3 separate regions of the Mus musculus genome follow, and regions 1 and 3 are each linked to region 2. A link is a loop called in an ENCODE intact Hi-C map of the cell type or tissue named here. Cell type or tissue: left cerebral cortex. All regions are shown on one strand.

Evidence for each region. Hi-C counts contacts between places; a loop is a spot of excess contacts. Peaks named below come from ENCODE experiments on the same cell type or tissue, not always from the same donor. Only the 100,000 strongest peaks of a DNase experiment are listed, where the experiment ranks them.
Region 1: it touches region 2 in a loop (10-fold over the local background); 22 of 42 quality-filtered maps call a loop at or near these places.
Region 3: a loop joins it to region 2, with 5 times the contacts of the local background. A loop is called at or near these places in 2 of 42 quality-filtered maps.

What each region holds. Positions count from the first base shown.
Region 1 is chr9:67,211,012-67,216,011 of GRCm38, forward strand. No RefSeq gene overlaps it. Among named protein-coding and RNA genes, the nearest start is that of Mir190a, 23 kb to the right of the region's middle. In left cerebral cortex, a CTCF peak has its summit at 2,438; a DNase peak (open chromatin) is centred at 2,453.
Region 2 is chr9:67,041,521-67,046,520 of GRCm38, forward strand. The region is part of intron 2 of Tpm1 (tropomyosin 1, alpha); the gene reads right to left. Among named protein-coding and RNA genes, the nearest start is that of Tpm1, 5.2 kb to the right of the region's middle. RefSeq lists an enhancer at 1-2,001. In left cerebral cortex, CTCF peaks have their summits at 2,548 (motif pointing left) and 3,600; DNase peaks (open chromatin) are centred at 910, 2,480, 2,990, 3,194 and 1 more place; H3K4me3 peaks cover 2,817 bases; H3K27ac peaks cover 2,949 bases.
Region 3 is chr9:66,832,806-66,837,805 of GRCm38, forward strand. Aph1c (aph1 homolog C, gamma secretase subunit) reads right to left here and starts at 1,901. Exons shown (of 6, transcript NM_026674.3): 1 at 1,681-1,901; 2 at 354-524. The coding sequence starts at 1,793. In left cerebral cortex, CTCF peaks have their summits at 1,168 and 2,441; DNase peaks (open chromatin) are centred at 1,253, 2,046 and 2,774; H3K4me3 peaks cover 1,893 bases; H3K27ac peaks cover 755 bases.

The DNA of each region.
Region 1 (5,000 bases), 170 kb after region 2:
AGACCACACCTCCTAATAGTCCCACTCCCTCCTTAGGAGCCTATGGGGGCCATTTCCATTCAAACCATCACCACGCTCATGGCCTGTTTTCACACCAATAGAACACTTACTAAGACAGGAAACAAACAACCCACAGTGGGAAGGGAGCTTGGAAGAAAGAGTAAGAAAGCCCCAAGTATTGGGGAAACCCAAGCTATGAAGGAAAACATTGTTAGAAAAGGATTTTTTTTTTTTTAAAGAAGAAGAGAAGTTACAGTTTTCTAAATGATTCAGACTTGGAAAGCTGCATGACTTTGGCCTGGTAAGCTACCACATTGGAATGTGAGAGGTAGTGGTGGTGGTAGCTTGGAATTCTGGGAAGGAAAAGTACAGTATCTCATTACAGGGATAATTATTGCACCTGTCGATAGCATAGCTTGAGGCAAACACTCCTTCCTGGTGGCGGTATCTTAGTCAAATGACTTACAACCACCTTCATTTTGTGACTACTACTTGCACAGTGGAACATGACATTCAGGGTGGCCTGGATCTGTGTTCCTGGGCCATGGTTGCTCACGCGTGGTTCAGAATAAGGTACCTCTCACTTCCTGTTGTGACTTTTCCTGGAGAGACTTGATCATGTTAGACACGGATTACCTAGTCATACTGTAACACTCCCTTTGGAGCAAGAGGTGTGTCTTTTTACCCACAGTTGTTAGACAAGCTGGTTAATGAGGTCACTACAGATTTGGAGTCCTGACTGTTTTCCCTCTGCCATCTTCGGGATAGACTCAATCCTGAGGCTAAAGCTGGAACTTCCATTCATCACTGCTGTGGGAGAGAGTCCAACACCGCCAGCAGATATTTCTTCTCCCCTCAGAAGAACCAGGGTGTACGTAAAGTCCACAGCCAAACACCCACCAGTAGGAGGAACGAGACCTTCCTTGACCCAGAGCACCTGTAGCTTCCAGTCAACTCCCCAGTTAGCACTGCTCCATTTTGAAAGGAACTGGGGAGTTAAGTAGAACTCTTCATCATGGATTCCTAGCGGTCTTGAAAGCAACTTGCTCAAAGTCACTTCTCTGAAGCCCAAAGCTCTTACGTGTTCTTTTTGCTTCCTTCCTTTGTCTCCAGACATTGAAGGAAGAAAGCCTGAGGTGTTGAACTGCAAGTGCCTATGGCCCAGGTGCCTGCACGGTTTATTAAAGAAACCTTTCTCTCTGTCTCCCCGTTTTTCTTCTAGACGGCCCTTTGTGGGTCCAGGCCATGAGCACCGTCTTCTAGGGACCAGGTCACACCATCAGAAGTCTTTTCTCTATTTCAGTAACAACTTTCTTTGGGTTGGATCCTGTACTGGCTATTTTTTTATGTCAGCTTGACACAAGCTAGGCTCACTGGGAAGAAAGAATCTTAAGTGAGAAAATACTTTCATATGATTGGTCCATAGGGAAGACTTATAGGGCATTTCTTGATATATAATTGATGGAGGAGGGCTTAGCTCACTGTGGGCACTGCCATCCTAAGCTAGTAATCCAGAACACTATAAGAAAGCAGGCCGAACAAGCCACGGGGAGCAAGCCAGTAGCAGCTCTCCTCCATGGCCTCTGCTTCAGCTCCTGACTCTAGATTCCTTTCCTGAGTTTCTGCCCTGACTTCTTGATGATGAACTGTGATCCAGAAGTGAAAGGGAAAGAACTCTTTGCTCCCTAATTTGCTGTTGGTCATAGTGTTTAGTTACAGCCATAGGAACATTAATAGACCCTAGCTTCCAGCTTTGTCAGTGGTGAGAGTTGACAAAGAGGTGCCAGTATATTAAGGATCAAATTGTGTTTCTTCGAAGCTGTGTTCGGAAGGGACTCCTAGCAAAGCACTCTTTGGAGGAGCTGTTTTGGACAGCTAGGGTGGGGCTGTATAGGTGAATAAGGAAGACAAGACAGCTGTGGTGGGCAGTAACTGTTTACGCACAGTCTTATGTTGCGTGTTCAAAGTTCAAACCAGAGGGCCCTCAAACACTGGTCACCAACAAACTAAATCCATCCTGTCTAAGCCATTTCATAGCTTTGGAAGCTGGTGAGGTTACATGCAACACGATGTGACCCCTGCCTGTGGCCTAGAAGAGGCTATCTCAAAGATGAAACATAGGCAGGTAATAATTCTAGTGATATTTTAGAGTAGGACTCTGATGAATTCAAGGTGTGGTTGCAAAAGCATTTGTCCCTAGATCATACAATAATTAAAACAACACCAACCAAAAAATCCCCAAGGATAAAAATACTGGTGTGATAGCATGGATTCCACGGTCTCTGGAGATATTGGACACACACAGATGTCTTCAAGCCCTCAAGAAGTTCCAGAGACACACAAAGATATTCACCTACACTTTGCTTCTTAAATTTTTCCTAGAAACTTTTTTCCCTCCAGAGAGACAGGGACACTCTACTAATGTCCCATGGAACCACACTGCCCCCTGTGGAACAGCCTGGTGCTGGCCAACTGTGCTGCTGGCTGCAAACATGGCTACCTTCTAAGACATGGGGCAGGGCTGTCCTGACAAGTCAAGCCTGCATGTCTGAAGATCGTGGGGCAAAGTTGCACTGGTGCGAGATCCCCTGCGCGTCTCTCTTCTCCCCTTTGGGATGAAGCTCCACACTCTACATTTTAGCACTGTCAATCTCCGTTTCTACACTTTACAGTTTTAGCCTTTTATGATTTTTCTCTCCTCCCCCTCCCCACAGCTCCAAACATCCTCCACTGCTGCTAAAAGCTCGACCTTGGCCAATTGCTTCCCTGGCTGCCTTTGATGGGCAGCTCCAGCCATCTCCTGGGCAGCTTGAGTTCCTGTCCCTCTCTGAAACTCTGGGTCCTTCTAGCAAGTGGAAGTGGGACTGACTTCTCCAGAGCCTAAGGTCTTGGAGGAAAGTAATGTTTTCTACAGACCCGGGTGCTGAAGTAACGACAGCCCTCCGTCTTCCTTCCTGCTTCTCTAACGATCCCTATAACATCAGAGTGCTGGGAGCACAGAGCCACCAGCTTTGCTCTGGATCTCTTTACACCTTGGGTCACCCAAGCCCCACACGCCTATGGAAGAGGATCAGCCTTCTGATGAAACCTGGAGCATTTCTGCAGCACAGTTCGGAGCAGAGGAGAACCAAACTTCCTTTTCCAAGCTGTAGAATTCCTGAAGCCAGAATTGAAGGGGAATTCTAAATATGGTCCCAAGGGTTTGGGCCTTGTACTGACCTTCTTAGGTAATGCCCCTGGACAGACCATCCTGTCCTTGCCCCAGTCCACCCTGGAACACAATGCCAGAGGCTTTCTTACTCTGGGGGAAATGGCGCAAGCAATTCTGTTGTGTTCAGGGCAAAGATGTTTAAATGACAATGCCCAGGGGAATGTCTCTCAGACACATAGTTACCATGGCACACAGGTGTTCCAGAGGACCCAGATTTGTTTCCTGTAAGCACTCTTGTAAGGCAGCACTCAACCACCAACTACCTGCAATTACAGTTCCAAGGAATCCTGTGCTCTCTGGCCTCTGTGGTGTGTTTAAACATATTCATTCTCTCTCTCTCTCTCTCTCTCTCTCTCTCTCTCTCTCTCTCTCTCTCTCATACACACACACACACAACTTTTTAAAGATGTCATGGTCAAAAAAAGGGGGGGCAAAGTAGGATTCTGGGAGCATCATTTGGAAGACATCACTGGCTGAGCAGCAGAGAGGAAGGTTCTTAGTCAGTGACCTCTGGATGCCCCCTTCCTGCCACAAACATATATGGAATGGAATGGTCCTGTGGTCTTTCCTCTCTCCCAACCCCCACATCCCTCATTGCTCAGGAGCCTCTAGTATGAGCCAGGCTCTGCCTCATGTATGTATTGCCCCACGGTCCTCTCCCCACCTCAGCCTGTTTGATTTCCATCCTGCCCGTCAGGTTTTCATTGAGGATCTCAGCAGGCTGACTGTGAAACCATGAGCTCTGCATGGACCAGCCAGCCTTGTGTATGCAGCAGAGAACGAGACCTGGCCTCAAACAAGAGGAAGGCAAGGGCCAGCATCAGAGTTTGTCCTCTGACCTCCACACACACGTGCCTTTCCCCTTCCATATATAAGTACTGTATGAAATTCTCAAAGAATTAAGTGTTTTAAAAGTCGGTAAATAAGCAAACCATGAGCTTTAGAAGAAACAACCTGAATCTCTTTGTCCTTTATTAGTGGATCTTAACGGAGTAACTGGGAAATCCCAGCTCTATTGGGTGAGTGAACTTGGAGTAGTTCTCTACCTCTCTGTGCTTTGGCCTTATGTCTTAGGGCTTTACTGCTGTGAACACACATTATGACCAAGGCAACTCTTATAAAGGAAACATTTAATTGGGGCTGGCTTACAGGTTCAGAGGTTCAGTCCAGTATCATCAAGGTGGGAACATGGCAGCATCCAGACAGATGTGGGGCTGGAGGAGCTGGAATTCCACCTCTTGTTCTGAAGGCAAACAGGAGAAGACTGGCTCCCACGTGGCTAGGAGGAGGGTCTCACTGTCCACCCTACAGTGACATACTTCTTCCAACAAGGCCACACCTCCTAATCGTGCCACTCCCTGGGCCAAGTATATTCAAACCACTGTACTTTATATCTACCTGTGTGTCTTGCTATGAGGAATAAACAGGGGTAACGGGTCAGTAGCCACCTCACATCTGCGTTCCTGTGCCAGCCTGTCTGATGGCAGTTCCCTCCCGCTACTGGATCCCCATCCTGGAGAATTCTGGGACCCCAACATGATGTATATTCTTGACTTCTTCCCCTCCTGTCACTCCAAGCCCCGGACTCACTGAATTGCTCCTTGTTCTAAGTCATTGTCTCATTAAACCCAGGCTGTTGCCTTTACAACCCTACAGCTTGAAGTGTCTCTCCTTCACTGCTGTGAAACTCCAGTGCATAGGAATCGGGCAGACCACACCCTCTAGGAAGCCTTGCCCACCTTCAGAGCAGTACCCTATTATTCCCATTTCTCTGAGTCTAGGGTTTGTC
Region 2 (5,000 bases):
GTCAAGCATTACATCAAGGAGAGCAATTTCATTCCAAGATTTTGAAGGGCCCCCACACCTTGGAAAACCAGGAGGAGGAAGGAAATGATACTTGCTCTTTCTAAGGTACGGCCCAGTTTAGTAGGGCCCATTAAGTCTGCCTCAGTCTCAGTACTTGAACCTGGGCCAACTCTACAGTGAATTTTTTTTTTTTTTTTTTTTTTTTTTTGCAGTGGCTCATGGCTTTGTCACTAAACCTTAATCTTTGCTTCCTAGAGAAACTGTTACTGCTAGCTTAACTCACAGCCTCAGATCCATCTAATAACAACCTAAATTGCCTCTGCCCATCTGTAGCTTTCCGTTTGAAAAGTCAGGAGCAACAACTAGCAGTTTGCAAGTGGCTCACCAGTGCTAAACCTCGGCTCTAAGATGCTATGGGGGTCCTGACCAATCGATCACCCTGCTAGATGATTCCCGGAAAACGGGGATTTAAAAAGGATTTAAATTGCTCTAAATGAAGGCACAAGGTTTTGAAAGGAATGAAAGCTCCAACCTTAGCGAAGTAGCCTGGAAACACTGTTATAAAAACGAAGTACAAAATAGCACGTGTACCTTTTACCACCAGTCACTAGGCTCCGAGTCCAGTGCCTCCTCAACCCAGTCCTTCCAGCCTGCCCACTTCCCCTCCTCAAGTTGAGAAAATAATTGTTGATTTAAAGCACTAAATGGGGGGAATTTTACGGGTAATGAAGTGAGTAGGGCTATTTTCAGGAGCTCTTGCCAAGCAATTACAGTAAAGAATGCTAAGCAAGGCGGTACTGGACATTGATAAAAACAGGGTGGTTTAAGTAGCACTATCTCCATGTGCTAAGCCCCACTGTGATCTCTTTACATACTAATCACATTTTATTCATAGGGACCGGAACCAAAGCTCCAACAGTTGTCCCCAGACAGTGAGGAGGTGGGCCAGGATTCAAACCCTGGGAAACTGGGCCCCAGTCTCTGCATCCTGTTCTTAGTTCACTGGTTCATAGCAGTTAGCCAGGCACGGATCAGAATTAATCTATCACCAGCCACCTTGAGGCCTTTATAGTGGGTCTTTTGCTGACTAGTCCTCTCAAGCGAATATTAAAAGTTATTTTTTGCCCATTGGTTTTAAAAATATCTTTATCTGCATTTTTTATCTTAAACTTCCTCTAGTTGGGTCTTCCTCTTAGGAAGACTTTCTTGGTTCTCTATATTTTATACAAAACATGTTAGGGAGTTTCTGTAAGACACCATACAACCATTCCAAACACTTAGCCAGAAGGAATGACTCAATTCAGCGTAGTCCTGTGCATATTAAGCACAGCTGGACACCATATTATTATTTTTTGTCATAAAGTTTCCAAGGTGTTTGAATACCTTGATTTTAACACATACACTCAAGACTAACAAATATCTAATATTCCTTTGAAACTCTGTTTCTGTTTGCTCGATACATTTGCCTTTTGAAGAAAGGAGCTAGGTGCTATGTTCAACGGGGGGGGGGGGGGGGTGTTAGCCAGCAAAAGGTATACTCAGTAGCAGTCGACATCTGGCCAACTTTTGTCAAAACTCGTTAGAAAGGGATATCTATTGTAGAGCGAGGGATATCTACTTGGGAGATGGGAGGGCTAAAAAAACCTAAGACTATAAGGGCTATGAGAGTTAGCTCTTCCCTCAGAACCTGGTCCTGTCAAGGTCTTTAACCTCCATAGAGAAACAGCTTCTAGGAAACACAGGATCAACAGAGACAAAAGTCCAGTATCCCAAGGCCCCGAAGTCCCAGTGCTTCTCCCCAGGGACTGGTCTTTAAAAGGAGGGCTCCTCCTTCCAACCCCAGTGTGAGTTAATAAATGGCAGCAGCGCAAAGTGCGCATCCCGGGGACCCATTTCATGGTCGCCCCAAAACCTCCTCATCGGCTCTCTTGCTCCCCCCCGGAGGTTTTACTCTATATCAAGGAGCTATCCCGGCAGGGCTGAGTAGTCGGGTGCCAGCTGGCCTAGGTGCGCCAGGTGCGGCGTGGGGGCCTCGGGGTGATGGGTGGGTCCCTTACGGTTTCCCGCAGCTTCCGCTCCTGGTCCAGCTCGCGCTGCAGGCTGCCCGCACGCTCCTCCGCGGCATCCGCCTGCTCCTGCAGGCTCCGGATCTTTCTCCGCACCGCCTCCAGCGAGCTGCTACCCGCCATGGCGAGGCGGTGGCTGAGGCTGTGCTCTGCCTCCGCGCTCTGCAGCTGCTACTGCTGCTGCCGCTACCGAGCCCAGGTCCGGTTCGTCCCGCCCAGGCCGGCTTTGTAACGCCGGCGCCCCCTGCGGCTAAGAAGCAGGCCGGAAGTCACGGCTCCTGGGCCGCACAGAGAGAGCCGCGGGCGGGTGCGCGAGCGCAGGGGACAGGCGCGGCGGGCAGGCGGGCGGGGCCCGGTGGACCCCGGGAACTAGCTGCCCATGGAACCACTGCGCGTGCGCGCGGGGATGGCTGGCTCTAGGCTGCTTTGCCTAGAGCGAGGCCACCGCAGGAGGGCGTTTGCATCCACTCCGCTGAGCCTGGGCCAAGTAGAAGATCTGGATGCTAAAGCCTATTGCGACTCCTGCTGGCCATTTGGAGCGCTCCGAAATCCCGATTCTCCTGAAGCTGAGTAAGGGTAGAAACCTAGACTTTGAACGTACCCTAAACGCTGTAAAGAACAGCATCATTCCTAATGCTAAAGGCATTGACAACTCCTGGATGCTCGGAGCACTCTGTAATCCCGATTTACCAGAGTCTGAACAGGTAACTTGGAGCCTGAAATATGAATATCCTAAAGATCCGTGTAAAGAACAACAGAACACAAGATTCTGACTAAAAGAACTCCAGAATCCAAACTATTTCACCAAGTGTAAATTACTAGCTGGCAAAGCGTAGTGGTTAGATCTCCTGTTCTAAATACAGCTTTTTTAAGGTTTGAATCTGGCTCTTAAGTCTCTGCTGGCTGTGTGCCTTTGGACAAATGACTTCTCAGGGCTTTATCTCTTAAAAAAACGAGTATAATAGTACAGGGCTCTTCACAGGGCTGTTGACAATTATCAGATGATATAAAACATTTAACAATGCCTTACATATTTAAGGACTCAAACTATATAATTAAGCACACATGCACTACCATAAGAGTTTGTCTGGACCCCATAACGAACTGTGCAACCTCAGGCAATTCAGCCTGATATCTGGAATCTGAGGAACCGGTCTGTACGACCACAGGAACCTGTGACAGAGCCTCTGGTTACCAGATGGAAAGCCACATGGACACACTCTGTTAAGAACCCATCTCTGCCATCCCTACTTGCAAATGTTTTTAAAAGCTTGTCAAGTCTCCGGGATTTTTATCCTGCACCTTTGTCAAAGAATCAATCCTAGCCTTGTTTAAATGTGTGGGAGTGGAGAATGAAAACGAAGGTAGAAAAAGAAAAGAAAAAAAAAAAAAACCAAAACCAAACCAAAACAAACAAACAAAAACCCTGCCTAGCCTGTCTTCCAAAGCTGGAACACCTCTGGAATTCCTAGTCGACTCTGGTCTGTGCTGAGGAAGCAAAGCCTGCGAACTCCAGCTAGGTCCCTCACATCCGGTAGGTGGAGCCTCTTGCTTGGTTTCTAAGCAGTCTGTCTGCAAGCATTGGTGGGTACAGATCCTTCCAAGAGCTCACAGATCATCTGCCTCCAACCTTGAGGATGCCCAGACAGGGCATCTGCAATCCTCCAAGAGCAGTCTAGGGAACAGACTGGCCACTTGCCGGTGCAGTAAGCAGTCACCCTAATAATTTAATGTCTTCCTTTTCAACTCCTCCTAGGATGTCAGTTTCTGGAGAGATTATTTTCATGCCGATGTCCTTAAAGAAGAGCTATGGGTTGTTTAGCTACCGGTTAGAATCCCTTGGTTGTTTAAGAAACACTGTAGCTAGGTCGCATCTGAAGAGATCCTGGTGTGACTCACTCAAGGGAAAACCTGAGTTTAGATAAGCCTGAGTCACTACATAAGGAAAAAACCTAGAGGGAAGAAGACTCACATCCTGTAAACAATCAGCTACATCACAGTTATTTGGGGGAAAGAGCCAAGATAATCGAGTCTTAACAGAACTCAGCCTCATTTAGGTGGGGGGTGGGGGGAAACAACAGTAAAAATACAAAACAGATTTCTGGGAGTATTAGCCCCCAAGTGACAGGCAGCCTTTTAAACTAAGGGTGGGGGTGGGGGAGACACTTCTGGACTATAGTTTCTAAAAGTAGGTTGGCAAATTGAGACAATGTTTTTAGTAATAATCAAAAATTATATTTTTAACACTAGATAGTAGACTGTCCCCACGGCAAGGAGGCTGGCTGCCTTCTCTCCAGCCCGCCTCTTTCCTCTGGTGACACCTGTCTCTCCCTCAAGTCTTAGCTATTTCAAGTGAGTCAGGATCTCTCTAAATATAACAAAAACAAAACAAAACTTCATAAACTTCCTTCAACATCCCGAGTCTCCAGCAGAACTTACAGTATTTTAAAGAGGAAGATGATCAATACACTAACCAAAAGAGAGAGAGATACACGCTCACACCATATTTAGAGACAGCTTTCCAGATCATAGAAAGAACCAAAACTGGCTCTAAGAACCTCCCTCCCCTCCTGGCTCCACCCCCACAGACGACTTTAAATAGCCTCTTTTCTACTTCTGCCCCACCCCATTCCAGTGCTCCCCCCCCCCATTTCTTATTAAAGACATGATTACCACTACATAGTTACAGCAATTATTATCTCTCCCCCTTAAGAATTATAGTAGTGTTTTTTCCCCCTCCTGCTTCCATTGGTACTGGGGCTATTTGCAAATTCTCTGAATTCCTTTCCTTATATGGAATATCTCTCCTTGATCTATCAGCGGCTCTTTTGAAAAACCTAAATAAACGTCCTGCAGGAGATTTTGGGGGTGACTGGGCATCCTCCATGGAGCACATACAAAGGAGACATCTGACCCACATTATACAAAACAGGC
Region 3 (5,000 bases), 210 kb before region 2:
AACTCACTTTGTAAACCAGACTGGCCTCAAACTCACAGATCTCTGCCTGCCTCTGGGGATTAAGGTGTGCACCACCAGAGCTTCTGTTTTACCTTTGCACCTCCAGTTCTGACAAAGTATCTGGGAAAATTCTCAAGAAACACTTTTGGGAGGAAGGAGAAGGAGGGAAAGGCAAGGGAGCAGGGGAGCAGGGGAGCAGGGGAGCAGGAGGGTGGGAGGGCGGGCGGGCGGACAGGCAGGCAGGCAGGCAAGCCAGGTCATAAATTTAAATACAATTTTCAGGCTAGAAATGTAACAACCACCAAATCATAATTCAAGTCTAACTGGGAAAATAAAACAAACATTTAACTTACTTTAACAGCTTATAATATGCGAGCCTGAACAGCTCTTGGATACAGACAGAGAGCAACGCTCCGAAGATGAGCAGATAATTCTGTACTGATTCATCTCTGTTGTTAGTAATGACTCTCACTAGGAACCAAAACATGGACGAAAGCAGGAGAGACACCAACCAGAAGAAAGCACTGGAACGTAGAAGACAAAAGTCACGAGTTAACAGAAGCACAGGAAACAAATATCTTGATCTTTTTTAGGAAAGAACCCCTTCACATGGTATTCCGAATCAGCATTTGCTAATCAATGGTCCATTTTCCTCCTAGTGAAAAAACAGTCCAAGAGGAACGTCAGATGCCCTCAACAAGGACGATTCAGTGACCCTGTCTGTGTACACCAGAACACTATCTGCCAAGGACTGGCAACGAGGAAGTTGGTTACTGCTTTGCCTCATTGGTGTGCCATAGAAACATATAACCAGTGGCTGTTACAATTTTCATATCCTAGAAAATGTGAATTTAATGGCTTAGCTGTCTGTAAAGATAAGTATCTTTTCTGAAGGAAAACAAACACCTACACCTGTATTTATTGTGTGCACCATGGAAAACTCAGAAGTTGAAAACCCATGCTGTGGTCTAGTTGTTTTCCAGGCCCGGTTCTTACAACCTTCCTGTGGACTTTAAGGACACAGCAAGCTTGACGTTCAACAGACTCTATTGATTTTTAATGCCAACAGCGAAGGAGCACTATTTATTACAGGAAAAAAGAACGCAGAGAGGCTGGAGTTCCTGGCTAGCCAGTGAGTTGCCTGGGTGCCAAGTCTCAGAAACTCAGTCTCAGCAGGTGCAAAGGGATCAAGACCGCAGTCACCAGCAGAGTTAGATATTTACCAAGTTCTCAGCAAGACTGGTCAGGTGTTGCAGCGGTTTTCTCAGGCTTTCACCATTGGCTGCACCCCAACCATTACCCAGGGGCCTACAAGAAAAATCTGAGCCCAAATTCCTCACAGGCATTCTGAGTCCAAGAACGGGGGTTGAGGAGGTGGACAACTGATCCCCAGGTGTCTTTAATGGCAGAGAGTGAGAACAGCTCTTCGATGCCGCTGAGCACTGAGTGAAATGAGAAATTCCTACGGAAAGACTAAGGCTCCATACACGAATGTATCCACTTATTCCCATCTTCCACAGAAGCCAAGACCCGCAGGACTCGCCTGCTCAGCCTGAACCCCCTCCCCCCAGTCTTGGACAGTCCCACAAGCTGGGAGCCACTGGGAGATGGGGATCCCGGGGTCGTGGAAACCCAGGAGAGGGAGGGACCCGCGGTGTCCGGGACTCGGCTCAACCTCACCCAGCGATGAGGAAAATGACGCGCAAAGGGTCGGTGGCGATGGTGAAGAGGTAGAGTGCGAACGCGGGCCCGAAGGCGATGAAGGCGCAACCGAAGAACACAGGCAGCGTCATGGTACCCACAGAAGCCAGTCCCGGGGGACCTGAGTGGATCCGAGGTGACTGGGACGATTTCTTAGCGGAATGCGGGGCGGGGCAGGCCTGCCAGGTACTCCGGGCTCGATCAGAGAAGGGGGCGGAGCAAAGCCCGGGAGGCGGGGCCTCGAGGTGCTCCAAGGCTTTTTTGAGCGGAGGGCGGGACGTACGAGAGGCGGTGCCTTAGGGGCGGTTTCTGGCCAATCAGAGCCTGGGGGCGGTGCAGGACACAGCCAGTCAGAGCAGAGGGCGGAGCGGCGCTCTAGATGAAGTGCCTTGAGATGCTCCGCGGCTTGTTTTTGCAGAGGGCGGGGTGGAGTCGAGGAGGCGGGTCCTCGAGCTGCTCCACAGCAAGGCAGGACTGGGCGGGGGCGGAGCTCGAAAAACAGAGCCTGTATCGCACAACGGTCAGTCGCAGAGGGGTGTCCAGGCGGATCTCGGGAGGTAGTTCCAGGAGGTGCTCCAGGCGCTGAGAGCGAATGGCGGTGCAGGATTCGGGAAGCTATTTCTTGAGAGGCTCAGAGTACTGTTAGAACCTGTGCAGCGGCATCGAGAAGCTGTCAGAGAGGCGGTTCCTCGAGGGGCTCCACGTGCTGTCAGAACCGGGGCGGCCTCTAGTGTCTCTGCGTGCGTACAGCGCAGGGGACAGGGCCTCGAGGGGCTTCACAAGCGGTCAGAGCGGAGGTGCAGCCTGGAAGGATTCGGTGTGCGGGCAGGCTGGGCAGCAACGCGGCCTCCTGGGACTCCACGTGCCGTCAGACTGCGGGGCGGGGCCTTGAGGGCTGGGCAGTTCTTCAGAGCACTCGGGGTGCTGAGAATGGAAAGGGGTCCTTCAAGGTTTCTTCTCTAGGTTTCTTGGGGCAATGAAAGTTGCCCGCCGAACTGGGCGGGCGCCTAGACCTCCGAGAGGCAAAGGGCTACACCAAGCCTCAGACTTGCCAGCGCTGCAGGTCCTTATTCCAAAGCGTGGCTCACTGAAGACTTAAAAGCTGTGCCCCAGCCCTCTTGCCTGTGGGTACACATTGTCCCTGGTGCTGGCCAACTGTAAGGTGGTCTAAGGGAGATTACCAGGCCACTTTTGTGCTGAAGGTCAATTGAAGTAAACAGCAGGACAGGGGCACGGTTCCTTTAAAGTAAGTATTTTTTCTGTGTCCGTGGTTGCAGGAATGTGGGGCTCCCATCCTATGTAAAAATCCAACTGGGCTGGTATGACCCAGGTGAATCATCCCCTATGGAAAAGGAATAATGAAATACTGACGAGTTGTTCTGACAAGTTGGTTTCTGTGCCACTAACAGCCCTGATCTCCAAAAACTTAAAAAATTTTAAAGGCATTCTCTAATCATATCTGAATTTAAATTTCAGGACAAACAACCACAGCTATGTTAAGAATGCTACAAGGTTAATATTGACTAATTACATTCATGTTTGTGGAGAATTGAAACGCTGTAGATACAGAGCCAATATCTTGGGCTATCTAGCCTCTTTAACAGCTATTCATTCCCACCTCTGCATCTGCTCTAATGCCCTTGTGACTATCACGTGACAGGTTTTTTCCTTCATATTTACTACTAGCCTCCACAAACCCCAAAGCTAAGAATGTCATCGGATTGCAGCATCTGACACCTGTAGCAGAGATTTCCCTGCTCTGCTCTGCCCCACTTACCTGATATTTCCAATAATGCATCTGAAAGGGGCCTTGATTTATTACTTTCTTTTGTAACTGTAAAAACTTCATGTACTCATTTCCATGTGGGAAAACAGTATTTGGGGCAACCCCAATACTCTGTTCCCCAGGCCAAGATCACTCAAATTTGGCTGCAGAATAAACAATTTTGAAATGAGAGCTGTGTTTTGCTTGACATTCTTATAGTAACATCGCTTTGCTATACATTCAATCACAAGTCAATTTCAGTGATGCATCTGTCTTCCTGTTTAAATGTAAACTTCCAGAGGGAAAAGACTTTGTTATTTCCCAGTGCCTAGAAGAAACTAAAGTAAGGAATAGAATAATCTTGAAGATGAAGCATTGAAGCATCTGAAATCTATTAATTTCATAATTTCTAAGAAGCTTAAGAATAAAGATTATAAAGTTCTCTGGCCATTCATATTTAAGATACATCTTTATTCATGTTAAGTGAGACTACCTCATGAGTTATCTTGAGGACCAAGCCTGACACACCTATACATTCTGAATATCCATTGCTATAGTCTGCATCTGACCTGTCTCCTTCTGGCCAAGTTTGAACACTTGGACCCCAATTGGTGGCACGGTTCAGGAAGGTTGTTGACTCTTCAGGAGGTAGAGCACTGATGGAAGAAGTGGTTCATTAGGGATGGGCTTGAGGTTTTGTAACCCAGTCTGATTTCCTGATCATCATTGGCTTTGTGATTGTAGATGCAATGTGACCAGCTGCCTCTCCTCTTCTTGCTATGCCTTTCCCACCTTCATGAAGTGTAAGCTCCTCAACTGTAAGCCAAAAGAAACCGTTCATCCCTGAAACTGTTTCGTGTCAGGTATCTTGTCAACAGCAATAAGAAACATAACTAATACACCCATCACAAATGGTTCTGGGAAAGCCTCAGTAAAAAGACACTGAGAAAAGACACTTTCTCACTGGTAGAAAAAGCTGGGAACTAGTTTAAGGCATTTTGTTTATCATGTCTGAAAAATAAGAACTATTTCTTACAGAAGCTGTCATCTTTGCCACCTTAAACAGTCACATGTACATTTATTCCACTCTATATTTATTAGTTTGAAACAGGGTCTCATTACATAGCTCTGACTGGCCTGGAACTTACTATACAGACCAAGCTGGCTTTGAACTCATAAAGGACTCTTCCTCCTTAGCACTGGGATAAAATGTCTGTGCCACCATAGTAGGCCTATTTTTTTTTTTTTAAGTTATGTATAGGTGTGTATGTCTGTGTGTGGGAATGTGCACATGAGGGCAGGTGCCCACAGGGGCCAAAGGCATCTGGCCTCATGGGACTGCAGTTACAGACAGTTGTGAGCCACCTCATGTGGGTTCTAGGAACTGAACATTGGTCTTCTGGACGAACAGCAAGCGCTCTTAAGAGTTCCAGCTGGGGCTGGAGAGATGGCTCAGCGGTTAAGAGCACTGACTGCTCTTCCAGAGGCCCTGAGTTCAATTCCCAGCAGCCACATGGTGGCTCACAACCATCTG